2 separate regions of the Homo sapiens genome follow, and region 1 is linked to region 2. A link is a loop called in an ENCODE intact Hi-C map of the cell type or tissue named here. Cell type or tissue: endothelial cell of umbilical vein. All regions are shown on one strand. Links, peaks and the distances in the headings refer to the core of each region. The heading gives the core; the rest is flanking DNA. Region 1 overlaps LINC02937 (long intergenic non-protein coding RNA 2937). Region 2 overlaps LOC100129316 (a long non-coding RNA gene).

The links. Peaks named below come from ENCODE experiments on the same cell type or tissue, not always from the same donor. Only the 100,000 strongest peaks of a DNase experiment are listed, where the experiment ranks them.
Region 1: it touches region 2 in a loop (4-fold over the local background); 2 of 110 quality-filtered maps call a loop at or near these places.

What each region holds. Positions count from the first base shown.
Region 1 is chr9:91,123,026-91,138,218 of GRCh38, forward strand. All of the region lies in intron 1 of LINC02937 (long intergenic non-protein coding RNA 2937), which reads right to left. The region is part of intron 2 of LINC00484 (long intergenic non-protein coding RNA 484); the gene reads left to right. Among named protein-coding and RNA genes, the nearest start is that of LINC00484, 12 kb to the left of the region's middle. In endothelial cell of umbilical vein, for the core only: no CTCF peak of the experiment used is centred there; a DNase peak (open chromatin) is centred at 8,696; H3K27ac peaks cover 304 bases.
Region 2 is chr9:91,051,580-91,066,772 of GRCh38, forward strand. LOC100129316 (a long non-coding RNA gene) reads right to left here. Exons shown (of 4, transcript NR_033912.1): 3 at 15,150-15,193; 4 at 11,715-15,037. Among named protein-coding and RNA genes, the nearest start is that of LINC00484, 60 kb to the right of the region's middle. In endothelial cell of umbilical vein, for the core only: no CTCF peak of the experiment used is centred there; DNase peaks (open chromatin) are centred at 4,562, 5,522, 9,082, 9,602 and 1 weaker place; H3K27ac peaks cover 4,529 bases.

The DNA of each region.
Region 1 (15,193 bases), core at 3,722-11,721, 71 kb after region 2:
ACATTGAAGTTTGAGAAGCTCTGATTTACAAGAATTCCACAATTGGAGTACAATTGTGCCCCCTTTATCTGACGTTTCCCTTTCCTCAGTTTCCATTACCCAAAGTCAACCATGGTCCAAGAATATTAAGTGGAAAATTCCAGAAGTAAACAATTTATAAATTCTAAGTTGCAGACTGTTCTAAGTGGCATGATGAATTCTCTTGCTGTCCCACTCCATCCGGCCCAGGATTTAAATAATCTTTTATCCAGCTGTAGATACTCCCCACCTGTTGGTCACCTAGTAGCCATCTTGTTTAGCAGATTGACTGTCATGGTATCAGCATCACAGTGCCCTGTGTTCAAGTTACTCTTATTTTGGTTAATAGTGACCCCAGAGGGCAAGAGTAGTGATGCTGACAACTCAAATATGCCAAAGAGAAGCCATAAAGTGCTTCCTTTAAGTGAAAAGGTGAAAGTTCTCAACTTAATAAGGTTAACAAATACTATGCTTATGTTGCTAAGATCTGCGGTAAGAATGAACCTGCTATCTGTAAAATTGTAAAGAGGGAAAAAGAAATTTGTGCTACTTTTGCTGTCATACCTCCAGCTGCAAAAGTTATGGCCGCAGTGTTGATAAGTATTTAGTTAAGGTGGGAAAGGCATTACATCTGTGGATGGAAGACTTAAACAAAAATGTGTTCTGACTAGGCCAAGGTGGGCAGATCAGGAGGTCAGGAGATCGAGACCATCCTGGCTAACATGGTGAAACCCCGTCTCTACTAAAAATACAAAAAATTAGCTGGACTTGGTGGCGGGCGCCTGTAGTCCCAGCTTCTTGGGAGGCTGAGGCAGGAGAATGGCGTGAACCCAGGAGGCGGAGCTGGCAGTGAGCCGAGATGGCGCCACTGCACTCCAGCCTGGGCAACAGAGCAAGACTCTGTCTCCAAAAAAAAAAAAAATGTTCCGACTGACAGTAATCATGTTTGGTATCTGTGGTTTCAAGCATCCACTAGGGGTCCTGGGACATATCCCGCATGGATTAGGTGGCATTACTGAACAGTATATGTTTTAACATTTTCCCTTTGTTTCAAAAATCAAAACCCATAAATATCAAAAGTGAACTATAAGTGTTTACATAAGAAAAATGAGGTAGAAATCCAATCAGAAGTCCAATTTTAAAGAGAAGGCATTAACCCTGCATAAAACATTGGTGAGTGAATATATGTTTTTATGGTTTCAATTAAAGTAAAAGTTTGAGATCCATAATGACTTTCTTTATAATTCTTCACTTTAAACACTTTTTTCACTTAACCAACTGATTATTGGCCTGGACTGTGTTGGATAAGAGGGATTCTACTGTAATTTATATTTTCCTGGATTAGCATTACTTTCATCTAAAGTCTCAAAAATATTGACATAGAGCTGTATTCAGTTCTAATCTTTTTATAACTTCAATTTTGGACACCTTTTCACTTCAAATGCTTTCATTTATGCCTGGGTCTGCTTACTGTTTTTGTTTTTTACTTGTTCAGAATGGCCAGAAATTTATTTAAATTATTTTTTATTTTCAAAGCACTACCATTCTGCTTGTTTATACTCTCTTTCACTGATGTTTACTTTTATTTTTATTATTTTCTTACTTTTGCTATCTTTGCACTTATTTTATTATTTTTTTCTGCCTCTCTTGTTTTCTAGCACCAGGATTGAGAGCTACAAATTTTCCTCTGATGACTGCTTTGTCCATGTCTTTCATGACGTGGTACTCTCATGGACATTCATTTTTCAATCCATAACTAACTGCAGTTATTTAGTTTTTATTTTCTTTTTTATCTTAAGGGGTGTTTTAAAATATTGAAATAGAACCATTTTGCCAGCCTTTTGATATTAATGCTTACTTTTTCTGCAGTCTGTTCAGAAAAGGTGGCTTATCTGATTTTTTGATTTTGGAATTTCTTAAGATGTTCTCTGTGTTCTACCTTAGCAACAATTTTTGTGGATATTCTGTTTGTGTTTGAGAAGAGGGTATGGTCTTTGTTGGCATAAGAGAAATGTGTCTGTATGTATAGATTTATATACATTTATAGTTAAGCTTGTTAATTATGCTATTCTACTCTTCTACATCCTTTTTTTTTTTTTTTTGTCTCCCTTGTCAAACTGCCCACCCAGCAGTTATTCCACTCCACTTTATTTGCCCATACACCCTGATATTTTTTTCAGGGGTAGCAATATGCCCATGCTAGGAGACAAATGATGATTAAATCTAAGCCAGCATTTCTTAACAGAGGCCTTGCTGACATTTTGCTCCTGCATAGGACACTGATGTAAGAGCATAAGATCTAGAGCTATGGCAGCCATCTTGTGATCATTAGGCATGTTTACTCGTTTTCAAGTTTATTTGCTCACCGCTTCTGGTGTAGTCTTCATGTTTCCTTTGTATTTATTTTTGTTTTGCTCACGCACATTTCTTTAAAAAAAAATCCATCATAGACGGTCCATCAGTGGTACATTTTCTGAGTTCTTGGTGCCTAACAATGTCTGTTGTTTGTCTGCTATAGTTTTGCATTTCACTGACCTTGGGCCTGATCTCCCCAAACCCTCCTGCCTCACATTGTTTTCTCCAGTATTCATTTTGCTCTGGCTTTATTTTTCATGGGAGTTCATCCTGTTTGCGTTCTGTCTTTCAGAAACTGTTCAAGATCTCTCTTACCCCATGGCACTCTTTTATTTTCCTGCATCACTAAGGATTTTATTTTAAAATTTTCTTTTCTTGTCATTTTGTGGGAATTGGGGTTGAAATGATGGTAGATACATGAGTTCAGTCAGTCATCATAATTCCATATACAACTTTTTTAACAGAAAAATCAATAATTCACTCTTTAGAAATGTATAGAGCAGTAACAGTTTTCAAGTGATTCCATTTGGGCTTAGGAATAGGCTGATTCCTGTTCTGTGGGTTTTTTTCCTCCCCTGGCTATGTTTTATGTTCTCTGTTTCTGGTACCATTTAAAATATGCACTTTCTTCTAAGCAGATCCCCAGCCTAAACAGAGAGCAAAGCACAAATATACATCACACTGGAGACAGGCCAGGCTTGGCATCCAGTAGCTCTTCAATTTAGGTTTGCCCTGCCACCCAAAGAGGGCATACTTAAGGCTTGGCGCGGTGGCTCACGCCTGTAATTCCAACACTTTGGGAGGTGAGGTGGGCAGATCACTTGAGGCCAGGAGTTTGAGACAAGACTCGCCAACATGGTAAAACCCTGTCTCTACTAAAAATACAAAAAGAGGCAGGAGAATCACTTGAACTGGGAGGTGGAAGTTGCAATTAGCCTAGATGGTGCCACTGCACTACAGCCTGGGCGACAGAGTGAGACTCTGTCTCAAAAACAAAACAAAACAAAACACCACCACAAAACACACACAAAGTGGGCACCCTTTATTCCATTGAGCAACCTTGCCCCAATTTCCAGTAATATTTTCCTCAAATAAAAATGTGGTCTCCTAGGTACATACCAGGCAGCTCTTGTTTAAAGTGGAGAATTTACCAAAAGTAAGTGATAGAACCAGGGGCCCTTGTACCTGTGGCTCAGGCCCCATGGGAACTGCGATCTGTTTATGGGCTTTAAGCAGAAAGCCCCAGGTTCTAAGGGGTCAGGGTGCCAAGGTGGCCTGGATAAGTGGATTAGGGGTTTGGAGCCAATGTCCACTCTCCATGTGTGACCCAGGGCAAACTATTGAGACTCTGCAGACTGCATGTCCTTAACCATGAGATGGTGAAATAGCCATGTCTGCTTCATGGTTCCATTGTAACAAGTAAATCACATGCATGGTGCTCAAGGCCAGGGTTGGCACCCTATGAGCACTCTGTAGGCTGCAACCGCTGCTCTCACTGCAACCCCTGAGGTGCCTGTCCTCACCACCAGCTGCACATTCCAGGATGAAGTTTGGATGCTTGCATCATCAGGAGTCACCAGGAACAGCCTAAGTACTGATGTAAACATAAATCTTAAAATGCTGCTGTCTACAGATACAAAAAATACAGGCACCCAGGTCAAACTAGGCAATGCGATGTGTGTGTTCATGCTTTATGTGTGTGCAGTCAAGTGCCGCATAGTGACGTCTGGGTCAACACTGGACCACATAGGGTCCGGTGGTCCCTTAGGTTACAGTGCAGCTGAAAAATTCCTATCATCTAGTGACCAACGCATTGCTGACGCAAATCTGTGATGAAAAGAAGAAACAAACCAAGCAAACCATCATGATCGTGTTTCTGAAAAGAGTGACATCTCCTCAAGAAGAGCCTCAGGCAGGTCCTGCAGGAGGGACTCCAGAAAAAGGCATTGTTATCACAGATGACAGCTCCATGCGCACAGATGACAGCTCCATGCGTGTTACTGTCCCTGAAGACCTTCCAGTGGGACAAGAAGTGGAGGTGGAAGACAGTGATATGGATGATACTGACCCTGTGGAGGCCTCGGCTAATGTATGTGTTTGTGTCTTGGTTTTTTTTTTTTTTTTCACAAAACAATTCAAACGGTTTAAAAAATTAAACATTTTAAAATAGAAAAAAGCTTATAGAATAGGGATAGAAAGAAAATATTTTTGTCCAGCTATACAATGTGTTTGTGTCTTAAGCAAAGAATTATTATAAAAGAGTAAAAATGTTTTTTAAAAAAATTTAAGTTTAGACAGTAAAAATGTTATGGTAGGCTAAGGTTAATTAATTATTAAAGAAAGAAAATTTTTAATAAACTTAGTGTAGTCTAAGTGTACAGTATTTATAATGTCTGCTTGAGTATACAGTAATGTCCTAGGCCTTCACATTCACCCCCACTCACTGACTCACCCAGAGCAACTTGCAACCCTGCCAGCTCCATTCATGGTGAGTGTCCTATACAGGTGTACCATTTTTTATTTTTTAGACTGTATTTTTACTGTACCTTTTCTATGTTTATATTGTTTCAATATACAAATACTTGCTATTGTATTACAGTTGCCTACAATTTTCAATAAAGTAACATGCCGAACAGGTTTATAGTCTAGGAGCAATAGGCTATATTAGACAGCCTAAGTGTGTATGCAGCTAGGTTTGTGTGAGTACACTATGATGTTCGCACAAGGACACAATCACCTAATGATGCATTTCTTAGGCAGATCCACATCGTTAAGCAATGCATGACTATATATGCTTATATGAGTGTGTGCATGTACATGTTTGTGGGTATGTATGTGGATGTATATAAATGTGAATGTATATACATGTGTATGTTCGTGTTTTTCCATGTATACGTGCTTGTGTGTGTATGTATACATGAATGGTATATATCTTTGTGGATGTAAGTGTGTAAGGGTGTATGCAAATGTGCATAATTGTGTGTGTTTATATATGTTTTGGGGGATAACACATGATGTCAGAGTGTAAATCTATGCATCTCATTCCTTCAGCCCTACCTAGGTCTCACAGAGTTTCTCAGTTTACAAAAATCACTGTCAGGTACAGCTATGCTGATACTCATTCACACAGTGTCCAAAGGGATGTTCCAACTGTCTTTATAGCATTTGCATTAGCATAAATATTACATTAGTGGGACCATTTAGAATGGGCTTCTCTCTCAAGAGACTCCACAACACAATTCTTGAAACACTCAAGTCTGACAAATGGGGATCACATTTAAATAAAATATTGAGACAACTCAGTTAAGTGACTGACAACCAGAGGGGGAGCGAGGCATAGTTAATAATTTCTTCTTAAAGAAAAAATGTATTTCTAAAATACTTGTGGATCTGTTTCCTAAATTGCTTCATAATCTATAGAGGCAATTGCCCTTTAAACATCTTGCATAATATTAATGTCCTTTTAAAGTTATAATCAACTTTCTTTCCATCTATTTCATCCATTTTCCAAGTTGGCATGAGTTATGGGCTCTTCCCTGAGCTCTTCTTTCCTCCAAAATTATTGTAAAATCCAATTATTGTAAAATCCAATTATGGCCTAATATTCAGTACTCTCTGGAATTGGAGAAGCTGCCTATAGAAAGTTAGACAGAAATTTGAGTACTACATTTATTATCTGTTTATCAGCAAAGGAGGCATATTTTCTTTTTTCTTTTCTTTTCTTTTTTTTTGGAGACAGTGTCTCGCTCTGTTGCCCAGGCTGGAGTGCAATGGCACGATCTCGACTCACTGCAACCTCCACCTCCTGGGTTCAAGCGATTCTCCTGCCTCAGCCTCCCGAGTAGCTGGGACTACAGGCGCCCGCCACCACGCCCAGCTAATTTTTATATTTTTAATAGAGACGGGTTTCACCATGTTGGCCAGGATGGTCTTGATCTCTTGACCTCGTGATCTGCCTGCCTCAGCCTCCCAAAGTGCTGGGATTACAGAAGTGAGCCACCACACCCAGCCACAAAGGAGGCATATTTTCATTGTAAGTGGAACCAAGATCATCATACAAAATAAGCAGGTCTACATGCAATGCCATCGTCTTGTCAGTATTTTAATGAAACTGTACAGCTGGTATGCAGATATGTAGCTAATGCCAAGAGAAGTTTCCAAGTCTATCATGACCTGTCTGTGCTCACTTGCAAAGAACAGAACTCACTCAAGCCACTTCAAGTGAGCAAGGATGTATGGCAGGGTATTAAAAGGAGTTCGAGACCAGCCTGGCCAAATGGTGAAACCCCATCTCTACTAAAAATACAAAAATTTTAGTGGGGGTGGTTGTGCACACCTGTAATCCCAACTACTCAGGAGTCTGAGGCAGGAGAATCACTTGAACCCGGGAGGCGGAGGTTGAAGCGAGCCGAAATAGAGCCACTGCACTCCAGCCTGGGCAACAGAGTGAGACTCCATCTCAAAAAAAAAAAAAAAAACTAGCAGCTACTGGCACTGGGCACCGGCCATGTGCCAGGAGCTCTTGTAAGTACCTTGTAGGCAATAATTCCCATCCGGTCTCACAACACCCCATGCAGTAGATCATACTATGCTTGCCATCTTACAGAGGAGGAGGTTAAGGCACCAGAGGAGAGGCACTCACCAGCCTGACCCCAGAATTTACCCTGTGAACTAGGCCCCAGGACCATAGCACAGCACGGGGCTATGAGCAGGATCAAGCTCGCTCTTCACTTTTTCTATGTTCCTGGTTGTTTTCTGCTCAGGAAGTGCCTTCTAAACCAATTTGTTCCTTTCAGGGCTTTCCTAAGCCCTTCAGCATCGAGTCCAGTTACACATTTATTTTCCTGTAACCTCAGATCTCTTAGGTTAATGGGATATAATCATATATGTCAAAATACCCCCTATTATGATAGAGTTTTTCACAATTTTAAAGCTATTCTTTTGATTTTGAAAGCAAGTTCTGTATTTTCATCACAATGAGATGTGTCCCTATAAAACCTTGCATAAATGCCATTTACATATTCTCTCTCTTATACACACACTCATACACACACAGAGAGACAATTGAAGATAGTCCATAAGTCCCTTACTTAAACTGGTCATAAGATGTCTTTGTCACATAGAATAAAATAAATATCTTGAGTCCATACGAGTAGAATAAATAACAGAATAAAATGGGTAAGTAAATGGGGGAGGAGAGAGAGGTCATATGGAAGAATTCTACTAACAAATGCAGAAAGAATAAGGAAAATACAAAATCATCATTTGGTGAACACCACAGTAATGGTGGTTGCAGGCAAAGTCTGCCAAATGTTTGTGGATAAAAGGGATATTTGCCTAGTGCCAAAGTATCTCCCCACAAAATGTCTATTAATCAGAGTGAAAAATATAGATGTCTATTCATACAAAGGGAAAAATTAATAGAAAAGGAAAACTAGTTCTTATTTATGTTTACTTTATAATTTCTTATTGTATTTCTTATGTCTTACATTTTTTATTGATATTTACTACTTGTGCACTAAGCAATGAAGCAGACACTACCTTAACCCAATGATCAAGGCTAACAAAACCAACAATGACACATATTACATCACGTGCCCCTGCTGCACTGCACTGACAAAGGCACTTCTGAGGTCTTCTTGCCTAAAACTCATACTCTCCATCAAATCATAAGAAAACATCAGACAAACCCAAATTGAAAGACGTTCTTCAAAATAACTGACCAGTGCCCTTCAAAAGTGTCAAGATCAAGAGAAACAAGGAAAGACTGAGAAGCTATCCCAGATTGGAGTATATTAAGGAGCAAGAGCTCAGTGCACTGTGGGATCTGGATTGGATCCTGGGACAGCTAAATGATGTTACAGGAACATGGGAAAACCTAAATGAAGTCTGTAGTTAATAGCATTACACCAGTGTTGGCCCCTGATTTTTTATAGATGAAGGTTATATAGTCACTCTGATTTTTTTTTTTTTGCAACCTTTCTGTAAGTCTAAAAGTATATCAAAATTAAAAGTTACTACAGAAAAAGACATCTGGGTCAGGCAAGCTCAGGTATGCTCCCTTGTCACCAGGATAGAGCCTGAATCTTCCTTCTCCCCATTCCCCCGGTCAACCCCCAGGCTCCTGTCCAGTGCCAGCCAGAGTTGGGGAGCTTTAAACCACTTCAGTACCGCTCTTGGAAGGACACAGACTTTTTATTTATTTGGAGGGCTTTGCAGAGAAGCTGTTACTGGATTTTATGAAATGACGAAAGTAGTACGTGCTCATTGTAATAAGTCAAAGAAAGAACATGTATAAAGGAAACAGCAATAAATGACTCATCCTGCCACAGTTCATCCCCACCCCATTGACAGCATTGGCATGCAGCCTCCTGCACGCTCACCGTGCACATACGGACCACAGAGGCCTGTGGTTCTCTCTCCTACACGCACAGAGAAATGGACTCAGATCACAAATATTATCATATTCTGAAACTTGCTTTTTCATTTAACAATTCATCATGGGTATTTCTTGGATACAGAGATATAGAATTCTACCTAACGTTTAGAGAGCTGCATTCTATTCCGATATTCTATAGTATGATTGTATTCTGGTTTAGTCGACCAATCTTTTTTTGATGAATATTTGTATCATTTCCACTTTTTGCCATTATAAGCAATAAATATATCTTTATCTATTGGCATTTTTGTTCCTGAAGAACAGTCTCTAAAAGGAAGGATTGTTATGATGAAACATTCTTATTTTAATAAATACTCTTGTATTACTTTCCATAACTATTTTAACAATCGCATTCCCACTAGCAATGCATGGAGAGCCTTTTTCTTCCCTCAAACTCTCACAAGCCTTCATTCATTCGGCAAGGATTTTTTGCAGGGCCGACTGTGTCTCACTCAATTAAAATGTTGCTTTAACATATATTAAATTCCCAGCCGGGTAAGGTAACTCATGCTTGTAATCCCAGCACTTTGGGAAGCTGAGGCAGGTGGATCACTTGAGGCCAGGAGTTCAAGACCAGCCTGGCCAACATGGCGAAACCCCATCTCTACTGAAAATACAAAAATTAGGCAGGCGTGGTGGTGTGCACCTGTAATTCCAGCTACTCAGGAAGCTGAGGCACGAGAATCACTTGAACCCAAGAGGCGGAGGTTGCAGTGTGCCAGGATTATACCACTGCACTCCAGCTTAGGTGATAGAGCAAAACTGTGTAGAAGGAAGGGAAGGGAAAGGAAGGGGAAGGGAGGGGAGGGGAGGGGGGGAGGGGAGGGAAAGGGAGAAGGAAGGAAAGGGAGCGAAGGGAGAAGGAAGGGAAAGAAAGAGAAAGAAAAAGAAAGAAAAAGAAAGAAAAAGGAAGGAAGGAAGGATGCAAGGAAGGAACGAAGAAAGGAAGGAAGGAAAGAAAGGAAGAAAGAAAAGAAAAAGGAAAGAAAGAAAAAAGGAAGAAAGAGAAAGAAAAGAAAATATATTAAAATCCCATATATATTTGGACCTATTTCTGGTCTATGGGCCTCTTTCATTTTTTTCCTACCCATTCTACTCTGATTACAGTAGCTTTAGAGTATAATAAGTTTTACTATTAAGTAGAGCAGGCTGCCCAATACCATGTTTCTTTTCTAAAGTTTTCTTGGCAATTCTTACTCATTTATTTTTCTTTAGGAAATTTAAAATAATTTCCGCTCAACTCAAATACATTTTATTGGCATTATATTTCATATTGCATCACATGTGTAAAATAAAGATATACAATTTATTAATGTTTTCAGTATGTTAAATATCTTCAAAATGTATAAGCACAAACTTCAGTTTTGTATAATATATATATATTTTTTCAACTATTCACATTTTTAAGATTTAAATATTCCCCTCCAGAAGTATGGAATTGCTCTCTATTTACTCAAGAATTGATCTACATCCTACACAGAGATTTATACCTTTCTCTGAGTATGTCTTGAACTTTTTGGTAAAATTTATTTTCTAGGGATTTTAGGTTTGGGGAGATGTTTTAATCTCACTCCCATGAGAAAACTAGCTGCTACTAAAAAAGAGAAGATACTGTTGATTTTGTTTCCAGCTACCTCTTAAAATATTCTAATTCTATTATTTATTTTGGCAAAAGCCCTGAGGTTTTCTAAATATGTAATCACATCATCTGCAAATAGAAAATCAAATTTTCTGTTATTTCTGATGTTTAGTTCACTACACATAAGGCTCCATAAAGGCGAAAATTTTTGTTTGGTTTTTCAATATTGTATCCTAAGCTTGGCACATAGTGATATGGATTGGCTGTGTCCCCACCCAAATCTCATCTTGCATTGTAGCTCCCATAATTCCCATATAATGTGGGAGGGACCTGGTGGGAGATGATTGAATCATGGGGGCAGTTTTCCCTCATACTGTTCTCCTGGTAGTGAATAAGTCTCACAAGATCTGATGGTCTTATAAGGGGTTTCCTTTTTTCACTTGGCTCTCATTCCCTCTTGCCTGCCACCAGGTAAGGCGTGTCTTTTGCCTTCCGCCATGATTCTGAGGCCTCCCCAGCCACGTGGAACTGAGAGTCCATTAAACCTCTTTTTCTTTATAAATTACTCAGTCTCTGTTATGTCGTTATCAGCAGCATGAAGACAGACTAATACACATAGTAAACTTTCAGTAAGTATCTATAATAATAAGTATTATTCATAAAGGAGGAAGGAAGGAAGGAAGAGGGGGAAGGAGGATTTTGTTGCCAAATGTAATACTTGCTATTGGTTGTTTTTTTTTTTTTTTTTGGGACGGAGTCTCGCTCTGTCACCCAGGCTGGAGTGCAGTGGCGCAATCTCGGCTCACTGCAAGCTCCGCCTCCCAGGTTCACGCCATTCTCCTGCCTCAGCCTCTCCGAGTAGCTGGGACTACAGGCACCCGCCACCACACCCGGCTAATTTTTGTATTTTTAGTAGAGACTGGGTTTCACCGTGGTCTCGATCTCCTGACCTCATGATCCGCCTGCCTCGGCCTCCCAAAGTGCTGGGATTACAAGCGTGAGCCACCGCGCCCGGCCTGCTGTTGGGTTTTAAGGAGGGAAACAGTATTTTGTTGCCAAATGTAATCATTGCTATTGGGTTTTAACAAATTGTCTTACACATATAGGCAATTTATCATGGAACCGTCTCTGCTGCATGACCTTTGACATCTAACCTGGATTAAAGAGCCTCATGATTGCCTGTGGCATCTGGGCCTGTTTCCTTTAACAAAACAGGTTTCTACCTGCCAGTTCCCAGGCCTGCATCTCTTCTACTCCGGAATAAGATAGAAAAGGAGCTAGCGTTTGCAGAGTGCCTGCTCTGTGCCAAGTGCTGTGCTAGGTGAATTTTATGAACCTCTCATTCTAGTCTCCTAAAAGCCCCTGAGGGAGATATTATTCTGGTTCTTAAGTATTTCTTACTCTTGCCTCTGGTGAATATTTGTATTGGAATGATCAGTCCCTACAGAGTAAATATTGCTCACTTAACTAGAAGGCACTTCACAAAAAGTAAATCTCACATCTAAATGTTTGCCACAAATCAACTCTCAAAGTCACCCTCTACCTTATTCACCAGGTTTGCTTTTGAATGACAATTTTATTGTTTTAAAAAGAAAAAATGTCAATCTCTGGATGACAAAAATTTCCCCTCTTGTGCATAGTCAAAAGAAAATATTGCCTGCTCCGAACATGTTTCTTAAAGTAGCATTTTAAAGCTGTGTGAACATTTGTCAAAAAATTAAACATAGAATTCTCACATGATCCAGCAATTCGACTTCTGGGTATATTTCCCAAAAATTGAAAACAGGACTTGAACTGATATTTGTACACCCATGTTCGTAGCAGCATTATTTGCAAGAAGCAGAAGGTGGAAAGAACCCAAGAGTTCATCAGTGGACACGTGGACAAACAAAATGTGGTGTGTGTGTGTGTGTGTGTGTGTGTGTGTACATATATATATAGTGTATATATATTTATATTTATGTACTGTTGAATCGTACTCAGCCTTGGAAAGGAAAGAAGTGCTGACACATGCTATAACATGGATGAACCCTGAGGACATTATGCTAACTGAAATAAGCCAGTTGAAGGCTGGGCGCAGTGGCTCATGCCTGTAATCCCAGCATGTTGGAAGGCCGAGGCGGGCAGATCACCTGAAGTCAGGAGTTCAAGACAAGCCTGGCCAACATAGTGAAACCCGGTCTGTACTAAAAATACAAAAATTAGCCAGGCATGGTGGCGCACACCTGTAGTCCCAGCTACCTGGGAGGCTGAGGCAGGAGAATCGCTTGAACTCAGGAGGCAGAAGTTGTGGTGAGCTGAGATCGTGCCACTGCACTCCAGCCTGGGCAACAGAGCGAGACTCCATCTAAAAAACAAAGAAGAGAAAAGAAATAAGCCAGTCGCAATAGGACAAGTGCTGTATGATTCCACTTATATAAGGTCCCTAGAGTAGTCAGACTCACAGAGACAGAAAGTAGAGTGGGGGTTGCCAGGGGCTAGGGGAGAGTGAGGAGTTAGTGTTTAATGGGAACAGAGTTTCAGTTTGAGAAATGAAAAGTTGTAGAGATGGATGATGGTGGATAGTTACACAACAGTGTGAATGTACTTAATGCCACTGATTAGTACACTTAAAATGATTAAAATCATAGGTGTCCTGTTATGTATGTTTTACCACAAGAAAAAGTGTTTAACTGTTTGAGTGGGAGCAGTGTGCTTTTCCTCTCCCCATGCTGCCTGCAGGTGGGTATTAGTTTATTGGAAAATAAGTAATAACAGCATAGAGCATGGAGTCAGACAGACGGACTTCCACGTCTGGCTCTGCGGGGTCTCAGCTGTGGGACCTGAGGGCAGTCACCACACCCTGAGCCCTGGGTGATTATGTGGAATTTATACATCAGGTTTATCTCCAATGCCCAGCACAGAGCCTGCCCCATGGAGGCTGCTGGTGTGAAAACACAGACAGTAACCCACTTGTATTAGTCCATTTTCACACTCTTGATAAAGACATGCCCAAGACTGGGCAGTTTATGAAAGAAAGAGGTTTAATTGGACTTACAGTTCCACGTGGCTGGGGAAGCCTCACAAACATGGCGAAGGCAAGGAGGAGCAAGTCACATCTTACATGGATGGTGGCAGACAGAGAGAGAACTTATGCAGGGGAGCTCCTTTTTAAAAACCATCGGATCTCATGAGACATATTCTCTATCATGAGAACAGCATGGGAAAGACTTGCCCTCATGATTCAATTACCTCCCACCAGGTCCCTCCCACAACATGTGGGAATTCAAGATGAGAGTTGGATGGAGATACAGCCAAACCATATCACCTGAATCTCATATCCTTGGGAAATATTGCTGCTTAATTCTCTAATTGTGAGAAACATGCTCATTTGATTGTTCTATATCTGTTTCTTAAACTACAGCCAAAACTTCAATCACCAAAACAATCTTTAATATTTCATAACTTAGTAAAAAGCTATGGTAACCAAGAAAGCATGTACTGGCAGAAAGATAGTGATATTGTTTAACAGAACAGAATTAAGAGTCCAGAAATGAACCCTACATTTATGGTCAATTGGTTTTCAACAAGGGCATCAAGACAACTCAGTGGGGGAAAGCACAGTCTTTTCAACAAATGGTGCTGGCACAACTAGATAACCCCTCTGAAAAGAATGAAGTTGGACTTCCGACTTCACAACACTTACAAAAATTAACTCAAAATGGATCATGGGCACAAATGTAAGAGCTAAACCACAACACTGAAGAAAATATAGGAGTAAGTCTTCAGGACCTTGGGTTAGGCAGTATTTTCTTAGATGCAACACCACAAGTAAAAGATAAATTGGACTTGATCTATTAACAACTTTTGTGCTGCAAGCAATACCAACAAGGAAATAAAAAGACAACCCACAACCCACAGAATGGGACGTGATCCTGTATTTGAGAAACACATATGATGTGTATCTAGAATATATTTAAAGAAACCTATAACTCAACAATAAACAAAAAATCCAATTTAAAAATGAGCAAAGGATTTGGTAGGTTTTTGTCCAAAGAAGATATATAAACATCCAATATGCTCATGAAAAGATGTTTAACATCGTTAGACATTGGGGAAATGCAATTCAAAAACACAATGAAATACCACTTCACACCAACTGGGATGGCTGTAACAAAAATAACAAGTGTTGGCAAGGATGTGGAGAAGTTGGAATCTTCATATATTGCTTGGAGGAATGTAAAATGGTGCAGATATATTGGAAAACAATTTGGCAGTTCCTTCAAATGTTAAATGTAGAGTTGCTATATGACCTAGAAATTTTACTCCTAGGCATCTACTCAAGAGAAAAGAAAATATATATCCACACAGAAACTTATAAGCAAATGTCCATGGCAGTGTTATTCATAATAGCCAAAAAGTAGGAACAATTCAAATCTCCATCAACTGACAGATTTTTAAGATGTGATATATCCATTCAGTGGGCATTACTTGATAATGAAATGAAATGAAATATTGTCACATACTAAACATGAATATACCTGAAAACATACACTAAATGAAAAAGTCAGACCCAAAGGGCACACGCTGTATGGTTTATTTATATGAACTGTCCAGAATAGGCAAATCTATAAAGCCAAAACCACACTAGCAGTTGCAAAGGGCTTGGGGTGAGATGGAAAATGCTAATGCAACAGATACGAAGTTTCTTTTTGAAGGGACAAAAATCTAAGATTAGATTGCAGTAATGGTTGCACAAGCTTGTAAATATACTAAAAAAAAACAATGAATTGTACACTTTAAGCAGGTAAAAAGTTGTGTAG
Region 2 (15,193 bases), core at 4,465-12,464:
TTCCCCAAAAAATGAAGAAAAGGAAATATTTTCAAACTTATTTTAAGAAGCTATAATTACCTCAATACCAAAGCCAGACAAAGATACTGCAAGAAAAGAAAACTACAGATCCTGTATTTTTACATTCATTCCTGATTAACATAGACGCAAAAACCCTCAATAAAATACTAGCAAATTGAATTCAGCAGCCCATTAAAAGGATCATACATTATGATCAAGTGGGATTTATCCCTGGAATTCAAGGATGATTCAACACATGCAAATCAATAAATGTGATACATCATACTAACAGAATAAAGGATAAAAATCACATGATTATCTCAACAGAAATAGAAAAGCCATTTGAAAAAATTAACACCTTTTCATGATAAAACTTCTCAAAAACCTAGGTATAGAAGAAATTTACCACAACATAATAAAGGCCACATATGAAAAGCCCATCACTAACATCTTACTCAATAGTGAAAACCTGAAAGCTTTTCCTCTAAGATTAGGAACAAGGCAAGGATGCCCACTCTTACCACTTCTATTCAACATAGTACCAGAAGTTCTAGTCAGAACAATTGCTAAAGAAGAAGAAAAAAATGTCCACATTGGAAAGGAAGAAGTAAAATTACATATTTACAGTTGACGTGATATATGTAGAGAAACCTAAAGACTACACACACACACACACACACACACACACAAACACACACACACACTGGTTAAAACTAATAAATGAATTCAGTAAAGTTGCAGGATATGAGATCTACCTACAAAAACTAGTTGTATTTTAATATACAACTAGTATCCCCTAACAACAACTATCCCCCAAACTATCCCCCAACAAACTATCCCCCAAAAATTAAGGAAAAAATATCCATTTACAACATCATAAAAAAGAATAACATACTTAGAAATAGATTTAAGCAATGAGGGGAAAGACTTATGCACTAAAAACTACAAAATGTTGATGAAAGAAATTAAAGAAGACACAAATAAATGGAAATACAACCTATGTTCATGGATAGGAAGGCTTACTATTGTTAAAATGTTCCCATTAATAGTATATGGCTCAAAGTGGTCTACAGATTTAATGCAATCTGTCAAAATCCCAACGGCATTTTCTATAGAAACAGAAAAAACATTCCTAAAATTCATGGGATCCATGAAAAATCCTGAGTAGTCAAAGCAATCTTAAGAAAGAAGAACAAAGCTGCCTTCATAATACTTCCTGATTTCAAAATATATTACAAAGCCATAGTATTAAAACATATGGTACTGGTATAAAAAAGACATACAGACCCATGGAACAGAATAGAGAGCTCACAAATAAACCCACACATACACACTCAACTGACCTGTGACAAGAGTGCAGAGGATACACAATGGGAAAAAGATAGTCTCCTCAACAAATGGTGTTGAGAAAATTGGATATCCACATGCAAAAGAAGAAAATCGAATCTTTATCTGACATAATACAAAAAATCAACTCAAAATGGATTAAAGAGATGGCATAAGACCTGAAACTGTAACACTCCTAGAAGACAATGTACAGGAAAAGCTCCATGGCATTGGTCTTGGCAGTGATTACTTTAATATGATACCAAAAGCACAAGCAACAAAAGCAAAAATAGACAAATGAGACTACACGAAACTAAAGATCTTCCACATGGCAAAGGAGACAAACAGCAGAGTGAAAAGGCAAACCATGGAATAGAATAAGATATTTCCAAGCCATATATCTATAAGGGGTTAAAATCCAAAATATGCAAGAAACTCCTACAATGCAATAACCCCCCAAAAAAATTTTAAAATGAGCAAAAAAATTAAATAGATATTTCTCCAAAGAAAATATACAAATAGTGAACTGGTATATGAAAAGATGCTCAACATTACTCATGAATAACTAGGGAAATGCCAATCATATCACCTCACACATTTTCTGATGACTTTAATCAAAAAAAAAAAAAACAGAAGATAAGTGTTGGTGGGGATGTGAAAAAATTGACATCCTTGTACATTGTTAGTGGGCATGTAAATTGGTGCAGCTGTGATGGAAAACAGCATGGAGGTTCCTCAAAAAACTAAAAGTGGAACTACTATATGATTCAGCAATCCCACTTCTGAGTATATATCCAAAGGAATTGAAATCAGGATTTCAAAGAGATATCCATACCATCAGTTTGTTGCGGCATTATTCACAACAGCCAGTTTGGAAACAACCTAAAGGTCCATCAACAAATGAATGGATAAAGAAAATGTGGTACACATATACACAAAGAAATATTATTCCGCCTTAATAAAGAAGATGCTGCCATTTGTGATGACATGGATGAACCTGGAGGATGTTATGCTAAATTAGATAAGCCAGGCACAAAAGGGCAAATACTGCATGATTCCACTTATATGAGTTAAACTCATAGAAACAGAGAGTGGAATGGTGGTTGCCAGGGGTAAGGGGAGCAGGATATGGAAAGTGTTGCTGTTCAAGAGGTACAAAGTTTCAGTTATAGAAAATGAGTAAGTTTTAGATACTTACTATATGGCATTGTACCCACACTTAACAAGAAAAAGAATATAACAAAATCCATAATCTACTAAACTTTGTAAGATCTGAAGATTTCATCATATTTGCTTCCGACAGATCTTTTATTGCATAAGAAATAAAGTTTTACATTGTAGTTGAAGACTCTTGAATACTCTTCACCAATCACATCCCCTCTACCCACACCCTAAAGTAACTGCCACCTTAATTATGGAGTTCATATATCCCACACATATTTTTTATGTTTACTCTTTATTATGTATCCATGAACGATATATAATATTTTACCTTATAAAATTATACATGTTGTCATGTTGTAAATATCCCTTTGTAAATTACACGTTTTCATCAACATTACGTTTCTGAGGCTTCTCAATGTTAATTCATTCATTTTACTAAATAGAAAAACAGATAGTTCCATAAAGACACATACACGTGTATGTTCACTGCAGCACTATTCACAATAGCAAAGACATGAAATCAACCTAAATGCCCAACAATGGTAGACTGGATAAAGAAAATGTGGTACATATTCACCATAGAATACTATGCAGCCATAAAAAGAATGAGATCATGTTCTTTGCAGGAACACGGATGGAGCTGGAGGCCATTATTCTTAGCAAACTAACACAGGAACAGAAAACCAAATATTGCATATTCTCACTTATAAGTGAGAGCTAAATCATGATAACACATGGACATGTAGAGGGGAACAACAGACATAGGGGCCTACTTGAGGGTGGAAGATGGGAGGAGGGACAGGAGCAGAAAAAATAAGTATAGGGTATTAGGCGTAGTACCGGGGTAATGAAATATTGTGTACAACAAACCCCCATGACACAAGTTTACTTATATAACAAACTACATATGTACCTCTGAACCTAAAATAAAAGTTTTTTTGAAAAAAAAAAAAAAGAAAACAGTTCACGTTACATAGACCTCACTACAATTTATTGACACATTCTCCTGTATATGTATGTTTAAATTGTTTATGCATTTTCTACTATTATAATCTACCTTGTTATGAACATTCTAGAGCATGACTCTCTGGGCATCTGTTTGAGTTTCTCTAGGTTTTCACCTGGCAGTGGAATTCTCAGTAAGGGATGCATGTCCAACCAGATATTGCCAAATTGCCTATCACCATGGTCTTCTAATTCACCCTCCTACTCTCAAAGTCAGATAGTTCCTGACTCCCTATGTCCCCACCCATATATATTACTGCCAACTTTTACTTTTTCCAATCTACTTGCTATTTCAAATTTTCATCTTCCTGATTACCAGTGACAGCGAGCAGATTTTCACGTTTATTGGTCTTTGGGGATATGTCTCCTGTGAATTGCCTATATTCTTTTGCCCATTCTTCAATTGAATTGTTGGTTTTTTCTTAGAAATTGAAAGAGTTCTTTATATATCTTAGATGCTAATTATTGGTCAGTTATATGTTTGCAAATATCTCCTGGACTAAAACTTGTATTTCCATTGAGGTTGTTTGTTTGTTTGTTTGTTTGTTTTTAGAGATGGGGTCTCACTTTGACATTCAAGCTGGAATACAGTGGCATGATCACAGCTCACTGCAGCCTTGAATGCCTGGGATCAAGTGGACCTCCCACCTCAGTCTCCTGACATGCTGAGATTACAGGTGTGAGCCATCCTGCCCAGCCCTCCACCTTTTTCATATTGTATTTTATGCCTGTTTTTACCTCTAATATAGCCAAATGAATAAAGTTTTTGTTTTATCATTTTGCCTTTTGAGTTTTGGGAAATACTTGTCAATTCTAGATTATAAATACCTTCTCCTATATATAGACTTCGAATTTTTTTCATTTCATTTTTCACTTTTAGTTCTTTAATCCACCTTATGTTTGGTGGTGGTGTAAGGGGAAAATCTAATTGTTTTTCCAACACTTCCCTCAGCAGTACTGACTAAGCTGTTCGTCATGTTCTCATTGATTCATAAGGACACCTCTGTCCTGTTAATTTTCCACGTATGTACTAGTCTATTTTTAAGTTTTCTATTGTGTTCCTCTGATCTATTTTTTAAAGAAGTCCAAACACATGGTAAGCAAATCTTCCCACCTTGATCAGTCCTGATTATTCTTTACCATTTCTTCTTCCATGTGAGTTTTTGATTAGCTTGTTACATTTCCAAAAGTTATTTGTTGGACATTGTTTGAAGTTTCAATGAATTCTTGGAAAAATTTGAGGAAATGGACGTCTTTGTGCTGTGAGTCTCTTCATCCATGAACATCTTCATTGCCTCATCTATTTTTTGTGTACTCCTCTTATGTAATCCAATAACATTTTGAAATTTTCTTCATAAATACCTTTCATGGCTTTTGTTAGCTATATTCCTAGTTACTATATTTTTTTGTTGCCACTATAAATGGTATGTTTCTTAAATTGCATTTTATGTTATCTGCTGCAATGGATAGCACATTGATTTTCATATATATTACACATATCCAGCGAGATAGCTAAACATCCTCACTGATTCTATACATTCGTCTGTAGATACCCTTGGATTTTCTATGTAAACAATCTTACCAACTACGGATCATTTCAGTTTTGCTTCCCCTTTGGAAATTCTTATACTTATTTCCTTTTAATATCTTATGACAGTAGCTCAGTAAAATATTGGATAAAAAGAATGATAGCAGACATTCATAGTTTTTTTGACTTTAAAGAGATTTGTGCAATGTTTCACCATTTACGCTGCTGGCTGTACATTTATTTGGTAGGTGCTTTCTACCAGGTTAAAACCCTTTGTTTCTCTTCCCCATTTTCTATAAGTTTGTATTATAAATAGATGTAGAATTTTAAACTGTTAATGTGGTGAATTACACTGATAAATTTTCAAATGTAAAGCCAGTAATACATTCCTTAAATAACTTAGATTTGTCATGATCTGTTTATGTTTACAAATTGCTGGACTCTGCTAGTATCTATTAGGATTTTCATGCCTGGGTTTCTAAGGAAGGTGACCTTCCCTTTCCTGTCTGCTTTGTATAAAAAATAAAGTAGCCTCAGAAAATGAGTCAGAGAGCAGGCCCTCCTTTCTATTCTCTGAAACATTCTGTATGATATTGGGATAACTGTTATTTGAATGTTTGGTAGAATTCTCTTATGAAAACATCTGGTCCTAGCATTTTGTGTATGATATTAACCAGAGCAGATTTTTAACCCATTTCTTTAATGGTTAAAATATATTCAGGTTAGTTTTTTTTTTAGTTTTGCTGAGTTACATTTTTGGAGGTGATTAGTCTTCTCTCTGTGTTTTTGTAGTTTTTGTTGCTGCTGTTGTTCTTATTGCTGTCTTACTTTTAGTCTCTGTCTCTCATGCTGTGCCTTTGGTTATTCCTAGAGTGGTTTATTTGTGCCTTCTCAATTTGGGTTCTTTTCCCCCCTTGCAATCTATGTTGACTAAATTTGTCTATTTTATTTGTTGTCTTAAAGAACCAGCTGTTGGATTTGTTGACTCTCTCTATTTCATACTTGTTTTCTATTTCATCCATTTTCCTCTTATTTCTTGTGCCTTCATCCTTCTATATTCTGTAGTTTTACTTGGTTTTTAAAATTTTATGTCTTCCTGAGTTTTCTGCTTTGCTATTAAGTTTGAACATTTCTTCTTCTCCGAAATAAATATGTATTTTCTTCCAAATACCAGTTTAGCTGCATTCCTGATATGGTTTGCATCTGTGTCCCCACCCAAATCTCATGTTCAGTTGTAATCCCCATTGCTGGAGGTGGGGCCTGGTGGGAGGTGATTTGATCATGGGAGTGGTCCTTCATGAATGGTTTAGTGCCATCCCCTCAGTGCTGTTCTCGTGATAGTGAGTAAGTTATTGTGAGGTCTGGTTGTTTAAAGGTGTGTAACACCTCTCCTGTCTCTCTCTTCCTCCTGCTCCAGCCACATGAAGTGCTGGATCCTCACCTCACCTTCTGCCATGTTTGTAAGTTTCCTGAGGTCTCCCCAGAAGCCTGGCAGATGCCAGCATCACGCTTTCTGTACAGGCCGTGGAACTGTGAGCCAATTAAACTCCTTTTCTTTATAAATTACCCAGTCTCAGGTATTTCTTTATAGCAATGCAGGAACAAACTAATTCCAAAGTTTTAAAATATAATGTTTTATCACTCCATTCTAAATATATGTATGCATATATATGCATATGTACATACTAAGTGATTTTTTAACTTAAGTTCATTATAATCAGAAAAATTGAGTCTGTGTAACTACTAACTTTTTGTTTAATAAATACTTGTTTTCTGGTTAGGACATGGTTAATTGCCACAAATATTCCATGTCTGCTGCTTGAACACAATGTACGTATTTTTTAGTTGGCCTTTAGATCAGTCTGTGTCTATTCCGTAGTTTCTCTCATCCACAGAGTTGTTCACTAGCAATTAACCTCTATCTGAGAGTTCTAGTTTCTGAAATTCTTGGCTATGCCTGCTCAATCCCGTAACTGAGAAGATGCTGAGTTCCACATATATCCACAAATGTTTCTTTGAGATTGTCTTCTAAAATTAAATTTTTCTGTGGGACTTTCATTGGGTATTAACAAAATTCCTCCTTTAAACCACCATTCCCTTTCCGTCCAACCCAGATTGTCTGCAGAAGTGTTCTGGACATTCTTGAACTTTCCATTCTTCTCACAGGACCCAAACAATAGGGAGTGGGTTTTTTGTCAGAAGTTTTTTTTTTTTAAAGCCTTGCTAAGGCGAGGGAACTGAGACCCAAGGTAAGTTACAAGACATAGGAAGATCCCAGAGACAGATCTGCACTCCAGAGCCAGTACTGCCATAGGGAGAGCAAGGGTGAGTGGTGCTAGGACCATTGCCAGGGTTTGTTAGTTTGTTTGTTTTGAGATGGGGTCTCCTTCTATTGCTCTGTCGTCCAGGCTGGAATGGAGTGGCACAATCTTGGCTCACTGCAGCCTCTGCCTCCTGGGTTCCAGCAATTCTCCTGCCTCAGCCTCCTGGGTAGCTGGTATTACAGGCATAAGCCATCACACCTAACTAATTTTTGAATTTTTAGTAGAGACGGGGTTTCACCATGTTGGCCAGGCTGGTCTCGAACTCCTGGCCTCAGGTAAGCCACCCACCTCAGCCTCTCAAAGTGCTAGGATTACAGGCATAAGCCACCGCACCGAGCTGCCAGGATTGTTTTAAAATATTTAAGGTCTAACAGTGACACGGGCATGAGATACTCGGAGAATTTTCAGGGTAATTGTTTTATAACTCTACTGAACACCTGTAAAATGCAAATGAATAACAGACATCTGAAAATAATCTTTCCTCTCAATAATAATGATAATGTAGCTACAAAATAATAATGTATCTACAAAACTTTAAATTAAGATTTAATTTGAACAATGAAAACAACAATGAGATAGCATTTTTTACCTCTTAGATCAGCAAAGAGTATAAAGTGGTAACATTTGTGGCTTTACAAGGGCAGAAAACAAGCTGGTGGAACTATAAAAATGGTGTGTCTTAGAAAAAAAAAGTTGGCAAAACTCAATAACTCCCATTCTAGGACATCTACCTTAAGTAAAAGCCATACCCTCATACAGGCAGAATGTTATCATTGCCCAGGCACATCCTGTTCTCTTCTGTGTTGGGTATATAGAAAAATACAAACCCCCCTCCTTCACAGGTAGATGGGGCCAGGTGACTGGCATGGGCCAATGGGCTGTGGGTGGAAAGGAAGCGTTTCCTACATGGTAAGCCTGGCACTTGTGAGTTCCCATTGACTCTGGGCTCTCTGTGCCAATTCTAGAGGGAGGATGGCAATGCTGGCACTTCTTCAGCCTGGTCACCGACTAACTATGCAAAATACAGCTAATAACAAACAGCCCCAAAGTCTCAGTGGCTTAACACAACAAAGCTTTATTTCTTGTTCTCTTACAAAGGATGTGAACAAGATGTCCAACAAAGGATGTTTATCAGCTTAAGCCTAGAAGATCCTAACAACTACACAGAGATTTATATCAAATGAGATTCATTGTAGCATTACTTATAACAGTATAATTTTAACAACACTCTAAATGTCAAAACATAAGAGATGACCAAATAAGTTATGACCCATGGTATAATACTATAATAAATATCTTACAAAAAATAGAAGTGATATGTTGAAGATATCTAGCAGCAATGGAGAAATTCTCACAATAAAATACTGAGGAAAAAAGGCAGAATATTAAACAATTCATACAGTAAAATCACATTATTTATTTATTTAAAACAATTGACTAAATGCAAAGGAAAAATAAAGCCCAAACACCTCAGCATTAGTAATGATCATGGTAGTGAAGCAACACAAGATTAGTGATCAAAAGGCTGAAGGTGGCTGTCAGGGAGTTTGTAAAATGAAGTATTGATGATGAGCTTGAATGATGCTATTTCATGTTAATATAGAAAAAAATAAGTAAAGACTATTTTCCCAAACCATGCAAGCAGCAAGTGGGAATGAGTCATGACTGGTTATGGGGAATTTTTTCATTGAGCAAGCATACCCACGACTTTCAAAATCGTAGCATGGGGCATTGGGCCAATGTGTTTGTTTATTTTCCTTTGTTTTCTCTGACAGCAACCCTAATCTCAGGTTACAGTTTGGCTGGCCATAGTTAAAGGGAAATAGAGATGAAGTGATGAAACATGCAGGGGGATTCAAAGAGCATTCTCGTGGCTTGCTAACCTTAAAATCAAGTGTTGAGGTGTGGATTATTAGATATGCCATATAACAGCACAGACAACTTGAACTTGCCATCCTCAGAGGTTTGAGAAATACGCCAAACCATCTGACTGCCCATAAACATTGTGTACTTAGGAAGGGTGTTGGCTTGCAGAAAAAAATAGGAATGTTTTGAAATTATCAGGGCCCATTCCAGGAAAAAACAGGGGAGTGGAGGATCACTGTGGTTTCAGAAATGGCCATCGGACTGATCAAAGAACTTTCACATCTCAGCAACAAATAGAGTTCCAACAAATCCAACTGTTTCTTCTCTGGGGAAGTCCTTCAGGCTAAGGACTTCCTTTCTCGTCTTTGTGGGTTTTTCCAGAGGCGATCACGTGAAAGTTCATGTCTCAGCACAGTTTGGGCTGGAATGACTCCCATATAGATGCTGATAAACCTTTTTCCAGAGGCTACAAATTCTGTTGTGTGACATCCACAGCTCCTGAATGTCACCAACTAGGAGGTTACTCAGATTCTCTTCCACTGCAGGAGTGACAATTGATAACTCACTGTGAGTGCAAAGTAATACTGCTAATTTTTAAGACAAGGATGACAATGTTTTATAGGATAACTCCCTGAGGATATTTGAGAGAGGAGTAAGCAAAAAGAATTGAGGAGTATAAGGAGCCAGTTGGAATCATTTTTTAGACTCAGGACATAGCAAATTAATCATTTGGAGCATCTGTCATTTGTTATTCATTTAGCAAATTTTTATGTAGCACCTACTGTGTGCATTGTTCTGGCCACTGGCAACAATGTGGATCCTACATCCATAAAAGCTACCATCTAACAGAGGATGTGGATATTTACAAACTAGAGTAATGAAAGAGGAAGTTATTGGGGGATCTGGGCAAGGAGGCAACCTTGAGCTGAACCCTTAAGGAGCAAGAGCAAAAAGCAACTCTAGAAGTCTGTGGACATGGGCTCAAACAGTCTGTCCCTGGTTCGTGGAAGAAGTTGATGGGTTGTGAACAGGTTACTTAGGAACTAGGAAGTCAATGTTAGAATATCGCTAAGATGGGCAATACTTCAGAGATTCCCCACAGAAGCTCAGAGGGAGTCTTAGGGGAAACCTCGCTCTGCCTCACGTTCATTAGCTAATTCTTCTAATCCACTCAGTTGAGTGGTGGTTTCTATCAAGTGTGTCAGTTTGGTCCTTTGGAAAGCAGACACCAAGACAGAGTTTGAAGTGCAAAAGATTTATTGGAAGTAACACCTAAGATATGCGGAGAGAAAGCAAGATATCCAGAGAAAGAAAACCTTCACACCATGGTGCAGGCTGACACCTCTAACAGGTGAGAGTGAAGGAAAAAAGATGGGGTAGGAGAGCCTCAGCTGGTGGTGCAGCCAAGAGAAAGTCTTCGCCAGGCCCACAGGAAGCTCCAGCACAGAGAGAACATAGAGAAGCCCTACAGTGGGCAGAGATGTCCAGGCCTTGTTGCCCTGTCATCTTCAGGCATTGGTTGAGGGCTGCCTAAGAAAAATACAGCCTCAGCTTAAATGCTGCAAGGGCTCCTGAAGGTGTCACAGCTGGAGGCTGTCAGCTACGTGTGCTCCTCACAGCCCAACAGCATGTCTTTCCTGAAGGAAGAGCCAAATGTCATTTATCCATGGCTGCAACACACAGCCACATGGCTTGGTAGCAGTAGAGGTGAGACTAGGCCATCACTTGCACAATTTCAGGGAGGAGCTAATTCAGGAAAACACATTGGAGATATTTTTACCTTTCGTCTATAGCTGTCTGCTTAGGAACAAAAGGAAAGGCAGTTTCTTGCATGACTCAGCTTTTAGCTTAATTTTTCCCTTTGACAGAGTAATTGGGGTCCCAAGTTTTTATTTTCCTTTCACACCTGCTTACAGAAACTTTGGGTTCCCTGAGTTCAGGCTTCCTCTCCTGCGGTCGATGCACATGCAGGCATCACCTGACCCTCTTCACATTGCCCTGGGGGATCTGGGGCTCAGGGAACCAGCACAAAAGTGCAGCTACCTTGGCTACTCTTACTGCTGTCAGTAAAAAACTGTCCTTTGTCTCTGACCCAGGAATCTCCTATCTTCTGCCAGCACCAGTGAAAATGATTGCTAGCTTGCAAGAAGGGTAAAATCTCAGAGCCTTCACGGTTCTTTCAAATTCAAACGTACTGGGAGAGAAAACATGCACGTATAAGAATACCAAGATGGAGAAGACGCAATAAGCTTCTCAGCAAGATAACCAGAGTATAAATGGGGTAGGAAAATTTCTGTCCCTAAGGAGACCAGGTTCCAAGAAGCGGGGGCCACCCCCACTGGACCTCTCTCCCTCTTCCAGGTTCAAGTCCCCACTTCCCAAGTCAGAGTGAGAGAAATAATAAGATGGGGGAAGCAATGACTGCCTTGACGACCTGGCTATAAATAGCCAATATTTATGTTAAATAATAAGAGTGAAAATAAATAGCTGTCACAGGATCTCATTTCTGGAGTTATTTATAGGCTTCATATGACAACCTAATGAGATGGATCACATTTTAATGCTGCGAAGCTTTTGGTCATAAGATAGTCTATCACAAAGGTCAACATTTCCCTGGAGGGAATCTGGCACCTCAGGAACCAGCAGAGCACGGGTGGTTCTTAATAAGCACTTCTGGGTGCTCTTACGGAGCCCAATTTCCAAAACATCAGTGGAAGATGAACCAAGGAACGCATCCGGCACCCCCACTTAGCAGCAGCCGCTACCCAGTGGCCCTGCCATGGGATATCAGTTCTCCATGCTGATACAGGGCAGTCCCTGTGGGCGGTGCAGCCCACAGATCCTCCACAGTATCACTCTAGCAGGTTCTAGGGTGATTTTTTTCACACTTGGTTTTTAGCATTGGTGTGCCAAGGATTCCATCATGAAGTTCCAATCGGGAAGTGCTGAAGCCAGCAGTCCTTCCTCGCAGACACGCTCCTCCCCGCAGCATCTCCCACAGCACTGACTGCTCTTCCGCTGGCCTATCTGCTGGAGGCACGGGTCCCTCAGTCTAATCCTTCCAAATTGCTTTTCTATTCCCTAAAATGGGCCCTGGGGTGGAGGGGTAAAGTAAGGGTCTACACTGAAAAGGCCTCTTCTTGCAGTTGTGTGGAGGAAGGACCGCCTTCGGAAGAGGCTAGGAATCTTAGTAACCAGTACTTGGCCCCCAAAAGCAGAAAAGCAAGTAACAACAACATTTGCCTAACTCTTAATAATGTATCATGTTTTTCATAGGCTTGCCTTTTAACAAATATCATGTATTTTAGACACTTGTTAATTAATTTTTTAAATTGTTAGATAATTGTAGATTCACATGCAGTTACTTTTACCCAGTTTTCCCAGTGGTAACATCTTGGCAAAACTAGAATACGATTTCACCGCCAGGTATTGACATTGATGCAACCCATGTGTCATGTTCAGATTGCCCAGTTATATATGCACAAGGACTCATCTGTGTGTATGTGTTTGTGTGTGTGTGTTCGTGTGTGTGTGTGTGTTTAGTTCTATACGATCTTCTCACATATACATTGGTGTATTCACCCCCACAGTCAAGATACCAAACATACTGAACATTTTCATCACCCAAAGGATCCCTCCTGCTGTCCTTTCATGGCCACATCCACCACTGCCCTCCCCGACAATTAACTTAGTAATATTTTATTTTAGGAATAATAAAGTATTGGTGAGCTGTAAACTGGTACAGCCACTCCGAAAAACAGTTTAGTCATTTCTCATAAAACTAAATATGCAACGCCCGTACAGTTGTGTTCTTGAGCATTTATCCCGGAGAAATGAAAACTTACATTCACACAAAAACTTGCACCATGAATGTTCATGGCAGCTTTATTTGTAGTAGTCAAAAATGTGTAATCGTCAACCCAGATGTCCTTCAGCTCACAGGTGAATGGTTAAACACTGTGTGCACACCCAGACTGTGGAACACCACTCAGCCATTAGACGGAATGGACTGTTGATACATAAAACTTGGATGAATCTCCAGAGAATTATGCTGAGTGAAAAAAGCCAATCCCAAAAGGTTCCACACTGTATGATGCCATTTACACATCATTCTTGAAGTGACAATATTTTGGAAATGGACAGACTGCTTTCAAGTGCTCCTTATCACGGCCTTGGGGCAGGAGGCAGCATTTGCTGGTATGGTGATCAGTAGTGAACCCATAATGAAGGCTGGGTCAACAAAAGCATTGCATTTGCCCCCTTAGCCTGTTTCCTCCCCATCACTCATTTGTATCTGCCCTGGGTAAAACACTCAATGGCACACAAAGAAATCTGAGATCCAGCCACGGCAGTTAGTATTACATGATGAACCTGGGTCACACATGATGTAACTGGGATTATCTTTCCAGAACCCTCTTCCATGTAGAGAGTTGGCCAAAAGAGGGGTTCTGCCTGAGATTTGCAAAATGGAAGTGAAGCAGCAGCTTGTACCCTGAAGGTTGTCATGGCCTCTACAGTGACAAGCAAACACAGAGCTGCCCTCCCTCCTCTGGGCCTGACCCTTCCCACTGACCACAAGAGGCCCCAGGCCCAGCAGCAGACATTGAGCCTGGACTTTATGCTAGAGGTGGTGGCAGTCCATAGACCCCACCTACTCCCCTTTGTGCCCCATGGCCCATGCTCTGACTTGCCTTTCTTGCCACAGGCCAGGGATTCAGGAAGGCTGGTTGATGCCTTTTCTCAGATTCTCCAACACCCCTTGTACTTTTCTGCCCAGCTCCCCCATGGTCCTGCAGGGTCTAACCACTGGAAAGAATCCCTCATCTGCACCATGCATCTTGCTTCTGCTCTCCTGCTGGGACCCTGCCCTGCAAAGCTCACCAGGAAGATAGCTCCCCACAACAGCCAGCAGTCCACAGAACCATGGCGGGACAGGAGGCATGAACTCCAGGAATCACCAGGGCTGACCTTCTGGCAGAGAGGAGACAAGTTCCGATTGGAAGTGAGGAGGAGTTCTGAGTAGGGGCAAGGAGGGAATAACATACAGGGTTTGAGACTATTTTATTCACCCGTTCACTCAGCAGACTTTCCTGGGACCTGCTGTGTCCCTGCTCACACCAAGTCCTCACCCTCTGGTGGGGTCAGGAGTCAAGAGATGGTGCTGGGCCAGGCTGGCACCAAAGGCTGGCTTCCCACCACCAGGAGCTCAGATCCGGACAATCCCCAGGGAATGTTTGAACCACGGCCCAAGTCATTGGAACCCAGAATGACTGCCAAGACACACTCATGGCATAATTTGCCCAGGGGCTTGGGCTTCCCACCTGCAGATGGAATATTTTCGGGAAACTGCACAGGAGGCTCGAAGGCCTGCCAACAAGTAATGCAAACCATCTAATCAGCCCACTGTGATGTCGGCACCCACTAGGAACCAAAATATATAACCAGAGTCATGGAGGTAAATTTCAGAAGACAATTCGGCCATCTCAGAAACAAGAAAGCCCCACAGGTAAGTAACTGTGAATGCAGGCTGCAGCTGGACCGTTGCGGCAGCCAGGGAAAGAGTTGTGGGAAGGAGTCATCAGGATGAGATAGAGAAGACAGCTGGAGACGGCAAGAAGTCAGCTGAACAGCTGAGATGGGCGAACAAGGAGCCACCGTTTACTGCAGCTCTGCTCCCACACGCTGCCGAACACGCCTCTGGGCTTTCCAGATGGTTTCTCCTGTTGATTCTGTGCTGAAAGCCCTGCCCCTTGGAGAAATACCTGGAGGATCCAAGTGGCTTCCATTCAGAGAAGGACAAATTCAAGAAGCTATGCTATGACCTCTGTGTGCAATGAAAAATCAAACTGGATTGATGTACCACAGTCAACAAGAAGGTTAAACGGAAGATATGAAAAATGCAATCATGCCTTGGACAACACATACTGGACACTTACCATGAGTGGGGCAGTGGAGTCAGGAAAGCATGCGATGTTAACTC